2 separate regions of the Homo sapiens genome follow, and region 1 is linked to region 2. A link is a loop called in an ENCODE intact Hi-C map of the cell type or tissue named here. Cell type or tissue: HepG2. All regions are shown on one strand. Each heading gives the region's core, and the rest is flanking DNA. Links, peaks and the distances in the headings are about the cores only. Region 1 overlaps MAOA (monoamine oxidase A). Region 2 holds the start of MAOA (monoamine oxidase A).

Region 1 (9,906 bases), core at 609-8,608, 74 kb before region 2:
ACTTAATTCCAAAGTAATATACTTTGACAGCATCCACACCAATACATCAACACAATTTGGAAAATGCAGAACACCCTGCTCTAACCTACCCCATGATGGCAGGCAGTGACCCATCTGGCTTGGTGTCATCCAAGGTTATTGAAATTGGAGCATCTTCATCTTCAATGATCATGCAGCCACAGTAATCTTAACCAGGAGAAAAATCAATGGGAGATCGAGATCAAGCTCATCAGAGACACCCATACACACATAAATATATATAAACTATTTTTTAAGAGGAAGTAAAAACTTAAACTCTTGGTCTTGGCCCCAACCCTACATGTCTTGTTAAATACACACACTGAATATATAAGGATGTCTATTCACCCACAGACAGAAAATGACCCATCTCCATCACCTTTACATAAAGGGCTTATGACCAGCCAATGCATGACAAAAATGGTAAGATAACCCTGGCTCCTAGCATACATGAGGAAAGAGAAGGGCTGCATTGGAGGGAATGACCCAATCCAGGGAAGAGGTGGGAGGAGGGAATCCGATGAGTATAACCAGAATGCTTATCAACAGTAGCCACCATATCTGGGCAGCTTTCTAAGTCCAAGATCCTGCCTCATTTAATTCTCACAACACCGTAGTGGTAGGTATTACTGTCACCACTTTACAGCTACAGACTGATGCTAGCAAGCAAGCGAAGTCCCGGAATGTGTAACTTCAACGCAGTGCTCTTTCCATGGTGCCTGTTGACCTCACTCTGCTCATAAAAAGTAAGAAGCAGGACAGATGCCAGGAGTCAGGGCAATGGTGGCCTTATGACTGATGTGATCTCCTTCTTCCCTCCCATTGCCAACAAGTGCTCTTGGGGTCATTATGTGTGGCCAAGGATATGAGGAAATTGACAGACCAAGATTTCTAATCCTTTTTCTACCAGTTTGAAAATACTTTGTTTCTGTTCAATACCTTCTGTTCAATAATCCTAAAAGACTGTGATTTCTTCATATAATACAGTTTAAACATGAATAATAGCAGCCTACCCTTCTTCTTCCAGAAGGCCTCCTTGTAATACATCATGCACTTAATGACAGCTCCCATTGGAAGCCGCTGAATTAACTGGTTTCTCTCTGCTGGAAGCTCTGGTCTGAAGTGAATCTTGGCAGTCAAGGTCGGAGGGATCGCATTAATTACGTATTTGCACTAAAACACACACAAGCAAAATATTACCTCAAATGTGAGCTGCAGTCTTTGTGGCAGGCGTGAAAAATCATCTTTATCACTTCTAAACAACATTGAGCAGTAAAAACATACAAAATGAGAAAATGAGGCAACTGTGAGGCAACAAAACAGATCAAGGTAGGTCAACCAAGGCTGGTAATTTGGAAGACTGAGGCGGAAACATGTCAGCATTAATTATGCTACTGCTTGAATTATATCTGGTTAGAAACTGCAAAAGACACAAGGCCTATTTACTATATGCTCCTTTTGACTAAACTGAGTTACCTCATAATGTTCATGGTTCAGCGTCTCTATGATGATGTTGTCACTTGACTGGTCAACGTGAGTGACAGGATGGTTCAGCTTCACTTGGTCTCCGAGGAGGTCCATTATCCGTTCGCTCACTTGACCAGATCCACCTACAAACTTCCGTTCCTACAGGAGGAGGTAGGTAAGAAAGGAAACATTATGAAAGCCCAAGGAAGGAAAATCCTACTGGCTACTGATTAGAAAACCTCCAGAAAGTCACAGGCCACACCTCTAACGTCTGCACACTTAACTGTCAGAAGACTTCATTAGGACAGAGGCAGAGTTGACCAAGACAATTCAATGATCATTCCCTGCACAGCTTCTGGCAAAGAAAAGCCATTACAAGTTTATAAAAATCACAGAACCCGAAGAAATGTTCCACTATGCCAATGCTGCCCTGACCAAGGGGAATATCAGCAAGTCTGTGGGCTTCAAATGTCAAAGAGTGCAGGGTGTGGAGGGAGCCCTGAGAAGGGGCAGGCACAGGGCTTATTCCAGAGGATGAAGTTTCTAATTTCCTTTGATTCCTGTGTTCTGGGCTGAGGTTGTCCAGGCAGGTAAGGATGCAGATAGAGCCATATTATAGACAAAGTTACAGGGTGCTTTTAGGGATAGTCACGTCCTACTAGTCCTACTAGTCACCACCAAATGATGTTCTAAGAATGGGAAGAAGGGCCGGGTGCTGTGGCTGTACTAAAATTACAAAAATTAGCCAGGCGTGGTGGCACGTGCCTGTAATCCCAGCTATTCGGGAGGCTGAGGCAGGAGAACCACTTGAACCCAGGAGGCGGAGGTTGCAGTGAGCCGAGATTGCACCACTGCACTCCAGCGTGGGCAACAGAGCTAGACTCCGTCTCAAAAAAAAAAAAAAAAAAAAAAGATTCGGAATATCAGATCTTGAGTAACTTTTTGCAAAACTATCTGGAAGCTTCAAGGCAGAGGCAGAGGGTGAAGGCTAAGCATCTGCTTGCTCCTTTAGATATTGTTAAATAGTTCTCTTGAGCGGCCCTTATAAGACCAGAAGTGCTCTACCCTCTGCCTTCTGCTACGATCACCATGGAAATGTTTCCAGCTTAATCTAAGAAGGTAAGTCCTTAACACAATGCTTTTGGTAAGAACCAGAAGGATATTTTTAGCCTATTATAGAAGATTCTTTTTTTTTTTTTTTTTTTGAGACGGAGTTTCACTCTTATTGCCCAAGCTGGCATGCAATGGCGCAATCTTGGCTCACTGTAACTTCCGCCTCCTGGGTTCAAGTGATTCTCTTGCCTTGGCCTCCCGAGTAGCTGGGATTACAGGTGCGTGCCATGACACCTGGCTAATTTTTGTATTTTTAGCAGAAATGGGGTTTCATCATGTTAGCCAGGCTGGTCTCAAACTCCTGTCCTCAGGTGATCCACCCTCCTTGGCCTCCAAAAGTGCTGGGATTACAGGTGTGAGCCACCGCGCCCAGCCAGAAGATTCCTAACAGATTCCTCAATCATACTCCTCCAGAAAACTGCATAAGCAGCCACGCAGTGATTTTTGCACTTTTGTAACTGGCTACTGTTTTAATAACAACACCAAAGTTCTTTATAAAAAATATTCCTGGCTAGGCATGGTGGCTCATGCCTGTGATCTTAGCACTTTGAGAGGCTGAGGCGGAAGGACTGCTTGAGCCCAGGAGTTGGAGACCAGGCTAGGCAACAAAGCAAGACTCTGTCTCAAAAATTAAATTAAAAAAAGGAAAAAAAATTCCCAGAGTGGTTCAGACCTAAATTCATGATTTGTCTTTCCTCAAGAAACCCAGACCATTTAACTTATAATCTGGTCTGTTTTCTAAGAGGTACTTTGAGTTTTAGTGTGGTGGAAAGACCACGAACTGTTTCTGTCTTGTTCACTGTCCACCCCTCCAGGTCTAGTATTTGTTGAATTAAATTACAGGATAAGCCTAAGTTCTTTATAAAAATATTGTGACCATGGTTTGAGATTAATCATCTGAACCATATTTTCCAAAAGGTCATGTAGAATTTGGCTAGAAGTATCCTGGCTCCTCTGAATGAAGGAAACAAATATCAAATGTAAATCAAAATACCTCAGAAAGTAAAATACTGGCTAAAAGGAGTAATCTGTCATCTCTGCCTGTAGGTAAAGACATTTAAAAAATGCAACTGTCCTGCATTTGTCAAGGCTAAGGGTCAAATGGGCAATGAGTCTTGGTGTCACAAGAACTTGGGGATTTCCGGTGATCTCCTCAGGAGAAGAATAATTCACTTGGCAGAGAAAGACTCTATACCTTGTACTGTGCACTCAGAATTCAGGAACTCAGAGAACCTAAGTTAGAAGTAAACTGCTACTAATTAAACCTCATACCATCCAAGCACAACATTTATAGAACAGAGATACCCATTCTCTTTGGATAACAGAAAGGGTTGAAGCAGAGAATCTCAGAGTCTGGGGAATTAGGATTCTGGCTTCGCCATGTGTCCAGCCAATGAACGAAATGAATTCACTTATTAATAAAGGAAATGATATGGAAACTGGGCAAATTCAAGTGGGTAGCAAAAACTAAGAATCCAAAAGGCAGAATTTACTATTGCAAGAGTGGCCATAATCACTTGCGTGAATTAGAAGGAAGAACAGTCACTTCCCTTCTGTAGCAGTTAACATAAAAGAATCACTCTGATAAACAGATGGGACAGAAACCTTGTGTCTAGAACAGAGATGATTTTAAGTACAATAATTGTACAATTTCTAGAATTTTTTGGAAATTATTTTAGGAATTTAGCTTCTCCTACATAAACAGCCTAATTTTACCTGCTACCAAAAGGAAGGAACTTAATTCTCAAAACCTAATTAATTCAAAATGAAACATTCTTTATCTGTGAACTCCTTTTCAGGAGTGACAAAAGGAAATGAGAAATTTTTTTTTCAGAAAATCTTTTGAGATCATTTCATGCTGCTAATTATTCATGTTTCAAAATCCTGAAGCAACTATTAAAGACACTGCCCTGGGAGAAAGCAAAATCACAGATGAAGCTCTTGTTTCAGAACAGACACATACACACCATACCTGGCCACCATTGGTGACAGAGAATATCCGAGTGGTGCCCCCGCACTGCTTCACATACCACAAGAACCACAGGGCAGACACTTCGTGAGGCTCAGAGGTCACATTGATATTCACAAAAAGATAAGCAAACCGCCTAGCAGTCCTGTTCATAGAACAAAAGTGGAAGTCAGGTGTCAATATGTACAGGAGTCAGAGAATGTCATGTTTTTACAACACGATTTAGTGTGTTCAGAAAGTTTTTCTGTTGCAATTGAAAAAAACTCTCAAGGATTCAATTTCTGAAGGAATGCATTCTTTAACTCTTGGAGAAACTAACATTTTCTCCTGCTTAAGAAATTATGAGTTGAAAAGGAGCCAAGGGTCCAGCAAGACAGCCAAACAGAAACAGCTCCGGTCTGCAGCTCCCAGTGAGATCCGCGCAGAAGGTGGGTGATTTCTGTGTTTCCAACTGAGGTACCTGGTTCATCTCATTGGGACTGGTTGGACAGTGGGTGCAGCTCATGGAGGGCAAGCCGAAGCAGGGCAGGGCATCGCCTCACCTGGGAAGTGCAAGCGGTTGGGGGATTTCCTTTTCCTAGCCAAGGGAAGCTGTGAGAGACTGTCCCAGGAAGAACGGTACACTCTTGCGCAGATACTGCGCTTTTCCCACAGTCTTCACAACTGGCAGATCAGGAGATTCCCTCCGGTGCCTGGCTCAGTGGGTCCCACACCCATGGAGCCCAGCAAGCTAATATCCATTGGCTTGAAATCCTCGCTGCTAGCACAGCAGCCTGATATCGACCTGGAATGCTCGAGCTTGGTGTGGAGAGGTGCATCTGCCATTGCTGAGGCTTGAGTAGGCAGTTTTATGCTCACAGTGTAAACAAAGCCACCAGGAAGTTCGAACTGGGCGGACCCCACCACAGCTCAGCAAGGCCTACTGCCTCTCTAGATTCCACCTCTGTGGGCAGGGCATCTCTGAACAAAAGGCAGCAGCCCCAGTCAGGGACTTATAGATAAAACCCCCATCTCCTTGGGCCAGAGCACCTGGGGGAAGGGGCAGCTGGGGGTGCAGCTTCAGCAGACTTAAATGTCCCTGCCTGACAGCTCTGAAGAGAGCAGTGGTTCTCCCAGCACAGTGTTTGAGCTCTGATAACGGACAGACTGCCTCAAGTGGGCCCCGACCCCCGTGTAGCCTGACTGAGAGACACCTCCCAGTAGGGGCCAACAGACACCTCATACAGGAGAGCTCTGGCTGGCATCTGGTGGGTGCCCCCCTGGGACAAAGCTTCCAGAGGAAGGATCAGGCAGCAATAGTTGCTGTTCTGTAGCCTCTGCTGGTGATACCCCAGCAAACAGCATCTGGAGTGGACCTCCAGCAAACTCCAACAGACTTGCAGCTGAGGGGCCTGTTAGAAGGAAAACTAACAAGCAGAAAGGAATAGCATCAACATCAACAAAAAGGACATCCACACAGAAACCCCATCCATAGGTCACCAACATCAAAGACCAAAGGTAGATAAAACCACAAAGGTGGGGAGAAACCAGTGCAGAAAGGCTGAAAAATTCCAAAAACCAGAACGCCTCTTCTCTTCCAAAGGATCACAACTCCTCGCCAGCACGGGAACAAAACTGAACAGAGAATGAGTTTGATGAATTGACAGAAGTAGGCTTCAGAAGGTGGGTAATAACAAACTACTCCGAGCTAAAGGAGCAGGTTCTAACCCAATGCAAGGAAGCTAAGAACCTTGAAAAAAGGTTAGACGAATTGCTAACTAGAATAACCAGTGTAGAGAAGAACATAAATGACCTGATGGAGCTGAAAAATGCACCACAAGAACTTCGTGAAGCAGACACAAGTTTCAACAGCCGAATCGATCAAGTGGAGGAAAGGATATCAGTAATTGAAGATCAACTTAATGAAATAAAGCGAGAAGACAAGATTAGAGAAAAAAGAGTGAAAAGAAACAAACAAAGCCTCCAAGAAATACGGGACTATGTGAAAAGACCAAATCTATGTTTGATTGGTATACCTGAAATTGACAGGGAGAATGGAACCAACTTGGAAAACACTCTTCAGAATATTATCCAGGAGAATTTCCCTAACCTAGCAAGGCAGGCCAACATTCAAATTCAGGAAATACAGAAAACATCACAAAGATATTCCTCGAAAAGAGCAACCCCAAGACACATAATTGTCAGATTCACCAAGGTTGAAATGAAGGAAAAAAATGTTAAGGGCAGCCAGACAGAAAGGTCGAGTTACCCACAAAGGAAGACCCATCAGACTAACAGCAGATCTCTCAGCAGAAACCCTACAAGCCAGAAGAGAGTGGGGGCCAATATTCAACATTCTTAAAGAAAAGAATTTTCAACCCAGAATTTCATATCCAGCCAAACTAAGTTTCATAAATGAAGGAGAAATAAAATCCTTTACAGACAAGCAAATGCTGAGAGATTTTGTTACCACCAGGCCTGCCTTGCAAGAGCTCCTGAAGGAAGCACTAAACATGGAAAGGACAACCAGTACCAGCCACTGCAAAAACATGCCAAATTGTAAAGACCATTGATGCTATGAAGAAACTGCATCAACTAGCGGGAAAAATAACCAGCTAGCATCAAAATGATAGGATCAAATTCACACATAACAATATCAACCTTAAATGTAAATGGGCTAAATGCCCCAATTAAAAGACACAGACTGGCAAACTGGCTAAAGAGTCAAGACCCATCGGTGTGCTGTATTTGGAAGACCCATCTCACATGCAAAGACACACATAGGCTCAAAATAAAGGGATGGAGGAATATTTACCAACCAGATGGAAAGCAAAAAAAAAAAGCAGGGGTTGTAATCTTAGTCTCTGATAAAACAGACTTTAAACGAACAAAGGTCAAAAGAGACAAAGAAGGGCATTACATAACTGTAAAGGGATCAATGCAACGAGAAGAGCTAACTATCCTAAATACATATGCACCCAATACAGGAACATCCAGGTTCGTAAAGCAAGTTCTTAGAGACCTACAAAGAGACTTAGACTCCCACACAATAACGGTGGGAGACTTTAATACCCCACTGTCAGCATTAGATCAACAAGACAAAAATTAACAAGGATATTCAGGACTTGAATTCAGCTCTGGACCAAGTGGACCTAACAGACATCTACAGAACTCTCCACCCCAAATCAAGAGAGTATACATTCTTCTCAGTACCACATCACACTTACTCTAAAATGACCACATAATTGGAAGTAAAACACTCCTCAGCAAATGTAAAAGTACAGAAATCACAACGAACTGTCTGTCAGACCACAGTGCAATCAAATTAGAACTCAGGATGAAGAAACTCACTCAAAACCGCACAACTACTTGGAAACTGAACAACCTGCTCTTGAATGACTACTGAGTAATTAACAAAATGAAGACAGAAATAAAGATGTTCTTTGAAACGAATGAGAACAAAGACACAACGTACCAGAATCTCTGGGACACATTTAAAGCAGTGTGTAGAAGAAAATTTATAGCACTAAATGCCCAAAAGAGAAAGCAGGGAAGATCTAAAACTGACACCCTAATATCACAATTAAAAGAACTAGAGAAGCAAGAGCAAACAAATTCAAAAGCTAGCAGAAGACAAGAAATAACTAAGATCAGAGCAGAACTGAAGGAGACAGAGACACAAAAAACCCTTCAAAAATATCAGTGAATCCAGGAGCTGGTTTTTTGAAAAGATCAACAAAATAGACCACTAGCAAGACTAATAAAGAAAAGAGAGAAGAATCAAATATACACAATAAAAAAAGAAAAAGGGGATATCACCACCAATCCCATAGAAATACAAACTACCAACAGAGAATACTATAAACACCTCTATGCAAATAAACTAGAAAATCTAGAAGAAATGGATAAATTCCTGGACACATACACCCTCCCAAGACTAAACCAGGAAGAAGTTGAATCTCTGAATAGACCAATAACAGGTTCTGAAATTGAGGCAGTAATTAATAGCCTACCAACAAAAAAAATCTAGGACCAGATGGATTCACAGCTGAATTCTACCAGAGGTACAAGGAGGAGCTGGTACCATTCCTTCTGAAACTATTCCAATCAATAGAAAAAGAGGGGATCCTCCCTAACTCATTTTATGAGGCCAGCATCATCCTGATACCAAAACCTGGCAGAGACACAACAAAAAAAGAGAATTTCAGGCCAATATCCCTGATGAACATTGATGCGAAAATCCTCAATAAAATACTAGCAAACCAAATCCAGCAGCACATCAAAAAGCGTATCCACCAAGATCAAGTCAGCTTCCTTCCTGGGATGCAAGGCTGGTTCAACATATACAAATCAATAAACGTAATCCGTCACATAAACAGAACCAATGACAAAAACCACAAGATTATCTCAATAGATGCAGAAAAGGCCTTGGACAAAATTCAACAGCCCTTCATGCTAAAAACTCTCCATAAACTAGGTATTGATGGAACGTATCTCAAAATAATAAGAGCTATTTATGACAAACCCACAGCCAATATCATACTGAATGAGCAAAAACTGGAAGCATTCCCTTTGAAAACTGGCACAAGGATGCCCTCTCTCACCACTCCTATTCAACATAGTATTGGAAGTTCTGACCAGGCCAATCACACAAGAGAAAGAAATAAAGGTATTCAATTAGGAAGAGAGGAAGTCAAACTGTCTCTGTTTGCAGATGACATGATTATATATTTAGAAAGCCCCATCGTCTCAGCCCAAAATCTCCTTAAGTTGATAAGCAACTTCAGCAAAGTCTCAGGATACAAAATCAATGTGCAAAAATCACAAGCATTCCTATACACCAATAACAGACAGAGAGCCAAATCATGAGTGAACTCCTATTCACAATTGCTACAAAGAGAATAACATACCTACGAATCCAATTTATAAGGGATGTGAAGGACCTCTTTAAGGAGAACTACAAACCACTTCTCAACGCAATAAAAGAGGGCACAAACAAATGGAAGAACATTCCATGCTCATGGATAGGAAGAATCAATATCACGAAAATGGCCATACTGCCCAAAGTAATTTATAGATTCAGTGCTATCCCCATCAAGCTACCACTGACTTTCTTCACAGAATTGGAAAAAACTACTTTAAACTTCATATGGAACCAAAAAAAGAGCCCGCATAGCCAAGACAATCCTAAGCAAAAAGGACAAAGCTGGAGGCATCACGTTACCTGACTTCAAACTATACTACAAGGTTACAGTAACCAAAACAGCATGGTACTGGTACCAAAACAGATATATATAGACCAATGGAACAGAACAGAGGCCTCAGAAATAACACCACACATCTACAACCATTTGATCTTT
Region 2 (9,906 bases), core at 1,155-9,154:
AGCCCCAAAGAAGAGTGAGAAGGATCTGCTAAAAGGGTGCAGAAGATAAAAGAAAAGATTATGTCAAAAATTATAGAAGGGATGGTGGTGCTAAGAACAGAGTCAAGGAACTGAGGAAAAGAAGCTGGATTGGCTAGCACAGTAGCTATGGTACATGTTGAACCTGAAGTGTTCAATCGTGAAATACCCAGGAGCAGATAAGCTATGGGACAGGAGTTCAGGGAAGGAAGAGGATTCAAATCAGAGACTTGAGAGTTTTCTATAGATAAGGGACAGCTGAAGTCCTAGAATGAGAAAGAGAGGGAGAGAGTACCAAGAGCCCCAAAGTGATGAACAGTGAAACCTTTCAAAACCAGATGTTTGCAAGAATATGAGCACAATGAAAGGGATGGAAAAGCAGCAATCAGTATGGGATAAAAATTCAGGATCCAATAGCATCGCTGAAAACATGAAAGGAGTTTCAAAAAGGAATGGGTGATAGATGATGAATGATGGTTAAGGACCAGAGCATTTTAAAGATACCACTAGACCAACAAATCAGCAGGGTTATTTCCCCTCTCAACTATTAACATACTATATATAATTATTTAATTGGTGGTTAGGCAGATAAAAAGAGTTTGTGGTTGTAAGACATAGTCTATTTTATGTTTTATAATGACAAAAAAGGAGATACATCCAGATGCTGCTATTCTCTGTGTAGAGAGTTATTTAAAAAATGTTGCTAATATGGATCAATTTTGAGTAATGTCACTTAGAATATGTACTCTTCTGGGTGCTATATAATAGAAATAACACTGCTGATGCTATGGATTGGTGATGTATTATGAATGTGTGGGTAACCTATCAAAGTGTACAAGTCCTAATAAAAGTTATAAAGAACATCCAAAGGCATATAAAACTGCCACAGGGACTATTAAGTAATTCATGGGATACTGCCAAGCACACACAAAAATGGTATGTTTCTGAATTCACAAGAATGCTTGGGAAGTGATGCTTCTCACCCGCTCATGAAACACTCAGTTTATGTCCAGGATCTAACACGAGCCACACTTGCAACTACTTTCATTTTAGCTGTGAACCATCTGGGAAGGTACCACAGATAGAAAGCAATGTTTCTGGTCAGTTTGAGTATTAAAATCACTCAGATCTGACTGATGGAGATGGCATTAGAGGAAGTCAAGTGCTTTTTCCAGTGTCACTGAAGCTGGCCTCTGGAATAGAGGTGTGAACTACTGTGCAAGAAATGCCCTCTACTTCCCCCAAATGGAAATAAATTAATAATTAAGAGTGACTATGGACAGATTCAGGTTTTGTGGGACCTACAACTTATATATAACTTGGGTATCCTCTCTAAGAAATAAGAAAGCAAAATTGCAAATACAGGACTGAGTATGAAACTGGTTATTTATTTAGAATGAGAACCAGAAGCAACCTACAGTTATAAGGCCATAAAGCATAAAGTTTATCAGCTACATGGTAATTTCACCTCTGCTAATGACCAAGTATGGAGCATAAAGTATAGAAAGGGAGGAAGAGCAGGTAATCAGGCAGAGGAAAAATAAAAAAACCGCGCTCCTTAAGGAATTCTGGAGACTGAACAAGAAAAAGACTAAGAATAAAATCCCAGAAAGAACTCTGAATTGCAGAATACAGATGGTATGGAGATGGGAGAGGACCCAGAACCCCTAGTCAATGTATATAACACATTGTCATCATATTTATTTTCCAGTGATCTACAACCATATTGCTTTTAGGAGGCTTGCCTAGTGGGACCAGATTTTGGGAAACAGCAGTCCACTTCATTGCAGGTACTCAACAAGTGTTTTTTGAATGAATAAATAAATACATAAATAAATAAAGAGAAACAAGCTGAAATACTCCTTTTTCTTACTCTCCACCAGGAGCTGCTTTCCTCTGATGCTCCAACATACATGTATGTTTTTGCTGGTACTGGCTGGAACTGGCAAAGCAACAGTTCATGCCAATCTCTTCTCTTGGCCTGTTCAGGATAAACAATGTTGGGTTCAGATAAAGCTATCTCTACCCAACATTAATTTGTAGCATGTTCAGAGTCTCCTCGAAAGATTTATATATAAAAATGGCTACTGTGGGGCCACTCTACTTACTCCCTCCCATCAGCTTTCTCTTTCTGAATCAGATCCTGCAGGGATAACTCAGAAATTATTAACACCTAGTAGGGGGAGGATAGGTCAGTGTGGTATTCTAGCCAGGGATGAAAGGCAACAAAATTCCTAATTTTCAAACATTTTACCAATGATGGCAACATAGGCGACAATATATCAATCATGATGAGGCTTCCAGGAAGATATTGGAAAGCCTCATGCACCACTCACTTGGTTAGCCACAAATCCAAGCCAGGACCAGGGGCACCCTGGCCCACCAACTGGCTCATCAGAAGACAAGATTCAGGTGGTGGGAGCTCTTAGTGAAAGGAGGAAGGAGGATACAACAGGGCACTCAGCCCCTGCTTCATAAAGGGATTCTCTTTGGACAATAAATGTCCTACACCTTCCTGCAAGTTCATATATATATATACACACACACAGTTCATATATATATATATATAAACACAGTTCATATATATATATATAAACACAGTTCATATATATATATAAACACAGTTCATATATATATATAAACACAGTTCATATATATATATAAACACAGTTCATATATATATATAAACACAGTTCATATATATATATAAACACAGTTCATACACACACACACACACACACACACACACACACACACAGGAATAGTTTAAGAGCTCACCCCCTCTTCTCCTCTTTTTTTTTTTAACCTTTTCTTAAAGGAGTCTACCTCCTTCCTCTTCACCTACTAAATTTTCTACGGAAAATAGAGAAGAGCAGGACTGGAATAACACTACTGCTCCCTCAATACTACAGAAATCTGTATCCTGATGTTCTGTTTAGGGCAAAGGATATGAAATCAGTGAGGCAAAGCAGCCACCTCAGGAATTAGTACTGCAGGTCTTAAATGGGAGAAAATCGTTCAGCCACTTACAAGCTAGGTGATTCGACCTCAAGAGAGTTATTGAAACTCCCCAGACCTCAGTTTCTTGGTTTTGCAAAACGGGGATGAATTTAGTTCCCACCTCACAGGACTGTTGAGGACTGAGAAAATCCACGTAAAGTGCTAAATACAACTGCACAGCAAGAGCTAATTAAATATTAGTATTTAATAGTAGTAGTAGTAAAATTATTGTGTCTGCCTCCCCCAGTCACACCACCAGCAAAACTGGCACAACCCCCACTCCTACCTCGCAGGATATGGGGCCAAGCCATGGCTACACTACACTCTCGCATGCATGAGAGACCCCCAAACACCACAAGAGCTACTGTAGGTTCCCCTACCCCTCACTGGCCAGGGTCCCCCAGGCCACCGCTACGGTCCACACTGACCTGAAATGCCACCTCCGATCACGACTACGTCGAACATGTGGCCCGCGATACTCGCCTTCTCTTGATTCTCCATGCTTTGGCTGACACGCTCCTGGGTCGTAGGCACAGGAGTGGGGACGGCAAAGGGTGGGAAGGACCCTTCTATCAACTCCCCCGGGGAGCCCGGGGGCGGAGCCGATCCTTCTTTTGATACCCGGGGGGAGCCGGGCACTGTGGGCGGGGCGAACCCTTTTGCTGATACTCCGGGAGCGCCCAGGGGCGGAGCTGATGTTTCAGCTGATACCCGGGGGGAGCTGGGCACTGAGAGCGGGGCGGACCCTTGTACTGACACTCGGCGAGAGTTATTAGGTTTAGAATGTCCTTGTGTCGGCAGCTGGAAAGGATTACTGGGTGCAGGAGGTTCTTGTATTGAACCCCGCGGAGTGTCAGGCACTGAGGTGGGGGTAGACGCCTGCCTTGACACTGGGGGGATGTTATGGGGTGCAGGAGGTGCTTGTGGCGACACTGGGGAAATGTTATTGGGTAGAGGTGGTCCTGGTACCAAACCCCAGGGGAAGCTGGACACTGAGGATGCGGCAGACCCTTGTACTGACACTCGGGGGTGTTACTGGGTGTAGGAGGTGCTTGTATTGACACTTGCGAAAGGTCATTGGGTATAGGAGGTCCCCGTACAAATATCCAAGTGTAGTCGGACACTGAGGTCAGGTTGGAATCCGGGGGCAGGGTCGGTCCTTTTACCAAACCCCGTGGGGTGCTGAACCCTGAGGAGAAGGCAGACCCTTGCAATGACTCTACGGGGGAGTTTACGGGCGGGGTAGGTCCTGTTACTAATACCCAGGGAATGCCGGTGTCCTGATTGGAGGCTGTGACGGCCCCATCGGAGGAGTTCGAGCTGGTGGTAGACTTGGGGATCCGACTGCTCGGGTTGTAAGCGCTGAAACCCCGGAGGCCACTCTTGGAGTCGGAGTCAGTACTCTCGCTAAGACCGGTAGTGCTGATTGGGGAGTGTATGCTGGAGCTCCAGGAGGCGGCCTCGGCAGTTGAGGACGTGCTCCACTGGGAACTGGCTAGCGGATCCGAGACGGACCGCCACTCAGAACGGACGCTCCATTCGGACAGGCTGTAGGAGGTGTCGTCCAAGCTGGAGTCCGGGTTCGGGACCTGGGCAGTTGTGCCCCCGGCTTCGGGCGGGCCCTCCGCCTTGCGCTCGGTGCCGGTGCCGGTACTGGTGCGGGTACTGGTGCCGGTGCCGGTACTGGTGCGGGTACTGGTGCCGGTGCCGGTACTGGTGCGGGTACTGGTGCCGGTGCCGGTGCCGCCGGGGAAGGAGGCTGAGGCGTTTGTGCTCATGTTTCTGGAGCACGCTGGGCGCTGGGGGCGGTGTTCTGCTTCCCGCAGCCCTTCTCCACGGTCAGGCTGTTCTCGGTACCCACTCTTAGAGACCAGCCCCGGGCTCCCGGCCCAGTCAGGGGCGGGGAGAAGTGACTCTAGGCCGGCCTGGCTCCGCCTTCCCGGCCTGCCTGCAGGCTCGCGCTGGAAACCCTGCCACTGGGCGTGGCCGGACGATGCCACTGCAGGCGGGGGGCGCGGTTGCCTGGCGAGAGTGGGGGAGTAGACGTGGGTGTAGCCGCGTGGGCTCTCAACCTAGTGCTTTCATTCTTTAGTTTTAACTGAAAGCTATCTGGGCAAGAGTGGACTTAAGGAAGCAGATATATGAAGGCGGCTGAGCCAGGCAGGATCGCAGGGTCGCAGGGTGCTGCCCCACTTGGTCTGGCCCCTTTGTGACGTCATGTAGGGCCCGTCGAGGTCTGCGCAGCCTCCAGCCCTCACTAGGTTGAGGGCGGGGCGGGGAGGGGCGGGGAGGGGCGGGGAGGGGCGGGGAGGGGCGGGGAGGAGCGGGGAGGGGCGGGGAGGAGCGGGGAGGGGCGGGGAGGAGCGGGGAGGGGCGGGGCGAGGCGAGACGGGACGGGGCGGGGCGAGAACCGTCACTTGGGGGAGACCAGGCAATTGTTGGTTCTCTGTGGGGTTTTTCAAGCTGAGGCGCTTAACCCAAATCGAAGCAAGTAGGCAAGAAAAATAACTCACCTATCATGTATTAAGTGGGACTGCATTTTAAAAGGTCAAAGGGATGGCTAAGGTGCAGAAACAAATGAAATAAGAAAACATGTGTTTCCCCATCCTACTGAAAAGAGTGCTATTTAGTGCACATATTTTACTGTGCAGCCAGCCTTCTGTTTGCTAGTTTTATCCCTTTCTTAATTTTCCACTTTTTGTTATCCTGAATTTGTCATCAAAAGCTGAATTTGTCATTACTGGAACTCTCAAAGATAGGTGAAATCTGGCCGGGCGCGGTGGCTCACGCCTGTAATCCCGGCACTTTGGGAGGCCGAGGCGGGCGGACCAACTGAGGTTGGGAGTTCACGACCAGCCTGACCAACATGGAGAAACCGCGTCTCTACTAAAAATACAAAATTAGCCGGGTGTGGTGGTTCATGCCTGTAATCCCAGCTACTCGGGAGGCTGAGGCAGGAAAATTGTTTGAACCCAGGAGGTGGAGGTTATGATGAGCCAAGATCGCGCCATTGCACTCCAGCCTGGGCAACAAGAGCGAAACTCCGTCTCAAAAAAAAAAAAAAAAATAGGTGAAATCGTGACGTAAATTTAGAGAAAGTGATGAGAACTCGAGGAAGCTAATGATGTCTGCTCCCACCTATAAACATTCCTCCTGTTGCCCCTCGCCCCATTCTGTATCAAACATCTTGTTGAATAAACTGTAAAGAAATATGGATTTAGTCTTTTCTTCATCCTGTTTCAATAACTTTTACTTCCTAGAAAAGGACTTGAGACTTATGACTAAATTGAAATCATTTTTATCTTGGTAGACTTTGAGCATAGAGAGAAGAAAAACTAGATATGAAGAAATCAGCTCTTTCTAATGTGATTCTGTCCACCTTTCTCCTTATTCTCATTGTTTTCATTTATTTTCGTTCAAATACTTGATTTCACAGTATGTGCTAGGCACAGGGCATGGTACTGGGATACACAGGCAACACAAGACAGAGACCATCATCATCGAACACACAGTCTAGTGGATGAGTTAATAGAGGACATAGACAACTGTCTATCTGATGTGTAAATACAAACTCTGACAAATGTTATATTAGAAAGATCCACATGGATAAGAAAGTGTTAGGGTGTCCTGAGTCCTGACCCCTCTGGAGATTAACTTTGGGACAGAGAGTGTAAAAATGTTTTAGAAAGAAGAAACAATGTGTGCAAAGGCCCTGTGGTAGAAAAAAAGCATAGTTCATTAAGGCAACTAAAAGTTACTCTGTGGAGCTCTGGGCAAGGGGGAGACAACGCTGCTGAGGCCGACTGGGCCAAGGTAGCATCCTTGGCCTCGATCCTAAGAGCAACAAAAGCCACTGCAAGACTTTAGGCAAGTCGCAATATACCTAGATTGCAACTTGGAGAGGTCTATCTGCCTGCCATGTGCATAATCGGGCAAGAGTAGATAGGTACCGGTAGACCAAAGTTAGGAATTCTTTAAAGAATGAGGTGAAAGTGTCTTAGACTGAGGTAGGTGGTGGCAGTGGAGCTGGAGACATGTGGCTATCTTAGAGACATTTACATATAAGGTTGACAGGACTTGGTTGTAGCTAGAATTTGGAAGACCATGAGCATGTTTTTGGACATGATGAGTTTCAAGTACCTTTGAGACATCCAGATGAATGTTATAGAGTAGGCAACGGAACATAAAGCCTGAGACTCAAAGCAAGAGTTTGGATGGAGATGAAAATGTGGAAGTTTCATTAAATAAAGGATGGAAATCGATGAGTAGAAATATGAGTATTTTCTCTCTTCATTTTATTTGTGTTGTATGAAAACAATAAAAGTTCATTTTAAATAAACAAATAAAAGAATGACTGTGAAACATTCCATAAGTATTATTTCCTCCCTTGTGTGACCTTAGGCAAATTACTAGACTTCTCTCTGCGTGTTGTCCCAGCCGTAGAATCGTAGAATCCTATAAGTTGTTGAATCAGTCAGGGTTCTAGCAGGAAACAGCAAACTCAAATTAAGTAATTTCAAGAGCGTATCATCAATGAACTATTTTCAAAGATGTGGGCAAGATGGAGAGAAGCCGTAAGGAATCGTGCAGTACCCTGGGTTGGTAACAGCAAGAAGGTATCACTCTGAACAGGTAGGGGGAGAAAGCAGTCACCAGAAATTTAGTGACAATGCTGTTAGGAAAGGGCTGCCTGACACAAGGTGTGGCCTTTAGTTCAGGGAGACAGCCAGCCCACAGGAAACCCGCAGGTAGGAAGCTGGGAGAATAAATACGTAATCTCCCTCCCTCCAGTCTCCTGCTGGTCCTCTGCATAGACCTAACCCAACCAGAAGCTAGAAAACAAGGGAGACTCTTGGTGATGCAGTCCATACAGGTGTGAGACAAAATAGCAAGTGCCAAGAAGCCATGTTTGCTCATTTCTGCTTGCCAGCATAATTTCACAAAGCCTCTGACTCTGTGAAGATATGCAGCTCACCAGAAGGATGCTTTGAAGACACAACAGGGTAGAGCACACGGCCCCCCATGTTTCTTGTCTGAGTCACTATATTCCTTAGAAGATAAATGACCCTAGTCCTTGCCTTTCCCTACACATAAGGTAACGTCTGATGGGGTTGGTGATTATGCTTCCGTAATCTGTTGCCAGATGTACTCTTACACCCAAATCTAGATGTGATTCTGCTTCATTGTAACTTCCAAGCAGGTTTGATGCAATTTTGCAGGTACTGAACTCCCACGCTTGTCTATAAGCAATGGGCTGAAATACTGTGCCCGAGCCGTCTGATGGAACTGCTCCCGAGCTATAAGCCTTGGTCTATAGTCTCCAGTAAGACTTCTGTATAAAATTAACTGTAATTCTTTAAAAGCTTCATTTTTTTCCCTTAGTTGACACAGGTCAGCCTTCAGGGGCCAGAACAGAGTAGAGAAGTGTGGTAGTAGCACCCGGAGAAGCAAAATGAAGATATCTAGCACAGCTGAAGCGAGGGTTAAGTGAGCAAATGCATTAAAACATTTAGGGTAGTACCAGACATGTAAGAATTACTCAATACATATTCACATTTTAATTTTTAAAAAACTACATTATATATTCATGCCATATATATATATATATATATATATTCACTCTCTATGTTCAATTGCCTACTCTAGTCTACTTAATCATTACCCTCTAACATTAAGCGTTTAGTACTTTCCAATTTTTAATATAATACATAACATGGAGACGAACATTTTGTGCATAAAATATTGTATGTAGTTTTTACAATTTCCTTGAGATAGAATCCTAAAACAGGATTATGAGGTAAGAAAGTAGGAGCATTTTTAAGCTCTTTGATTGAAGTTACCAAATTACTTCCCCAAAAGATTATACAAATTTATACTTCATTAGTAATGCCTAAGAATGGCTATCTTCTTACTATACCCACTCCGACAATAAACAAGTTCACTTTTAACCTTTCTTAACTTGAAAGGTGAAAAATCAGCATGGCGTTGCTATTTAAATTAGCATTTATTTGCTTACTGGTGAAATACATCTTTCAAAAATGTATTATAGCCATTTCCATCTCTTCTGTTGTGAATGATCACTTCATGCCTTTCTGCAGTTGATTTCTGAAAGTGCTTTATAAAAGATAGTAACCCCTTGCTTGCTATTTTCACTGAAGAGAGTTTACTCCAATTTGTATTTTAGTGCTGTTTATGACATTTTAGATATGCATAATATTTAAATTTATGTGGTTATATCAGAGTGAACAGGCAACCTACAGAATGGGAGAAAATTTTTGCAACCTACTCATCTGACAAAGGGCTAATATCCAGAATCTACAATGAACTCAAACAAATTTACAAGAAAAAAACAAACAATCCCATCAAAAAGTAGGCAAAGGATATGAACAGACACTTCTCAAAAGAAGACATCATGCAGCCAAAAGACACATGAAAAAATGCTCACCATCACCGGCCATCAGAGAAATGCAAATCAAAACCACAATGAGGTACCATCTCACACCAGTTAGAATGGCAATCATTAAAAAGTCAGGAAACAACAGGTGCTGGAGAGGATGTGGAGAAATAGGAACACTTTTACACTGTTGGTGGGACTGTAAACTAGTTCAACCATTGTGGAAGTCAGTGTGGCAATTCCTCAGGGATCTAGAACTAGAAATACCATTTGACCCAGCCATCCCATTACTGGGTATATACCCAAAGGACTATAAAACATGCTGCTATAAAGACACATGCACACGTATGTTTATTGCGGCACTATTCACAATAGCAAAGACTTGGAACCAACCCAAATGTCCAACAATGATAGACTGGATTAAGAAAATGTGGCACATATGCACCGTGGAATACTATGCAGCCTTAAAAAATGATGAGTTCATGTCCTTTGTA

The links. Peaks named below come from ENCODE experiments on the same cell type or tissue, not always from the same donor. Only the 100,000 strongest peaks of a DNase experiment are listed, where the experiment ranks them.
Region 1: it touches region 2 in a loop (4-fold over the local background); 5 of 110 quality-filtered maps call a loop at or near these places.

What each region holds. Positions count from the first base shown.
Region 1 is chrX:43,722,979-43,732,884 of GRCh38, reverse strand. MAOA (monoamine oxidase A) reads right to left here. Exons shown (of 15, transcript NM_000240.4): 6 at 4,571-4,712; 7 at 1,495-1,644; 8 at 1,032-1,191; 9 at 90-186. Among named protein-coding and RNA genes, the nearest start is that of MAOA, 72 kb to the right of the region's middle. In HepG2, for the core only: no CTCF peak of the experiment used is centred there; a DNase peak (open chromatin) is centred at 4,684.
Region 2 is chrX:43,649,955-43,659,860 of GRCh38, reverse strand. It overlaps MAOA (monoamine oxidase A), which reads right to left and starts at 3,562. Exons shown (of 15, transcript NM_000240.4): 1 at 3,447-3,562. The coding sequence starts at 3,519. RefSeq lists an enhancer at 4,669-4,728 and a silencer at 4,660-5,054. In HepG2, for the core only: a CTCF peak has its summit at 4,820; a DNase peak (open chromatin) is centred at 4,920; H3K4me3 peaks cover 2,333 bases.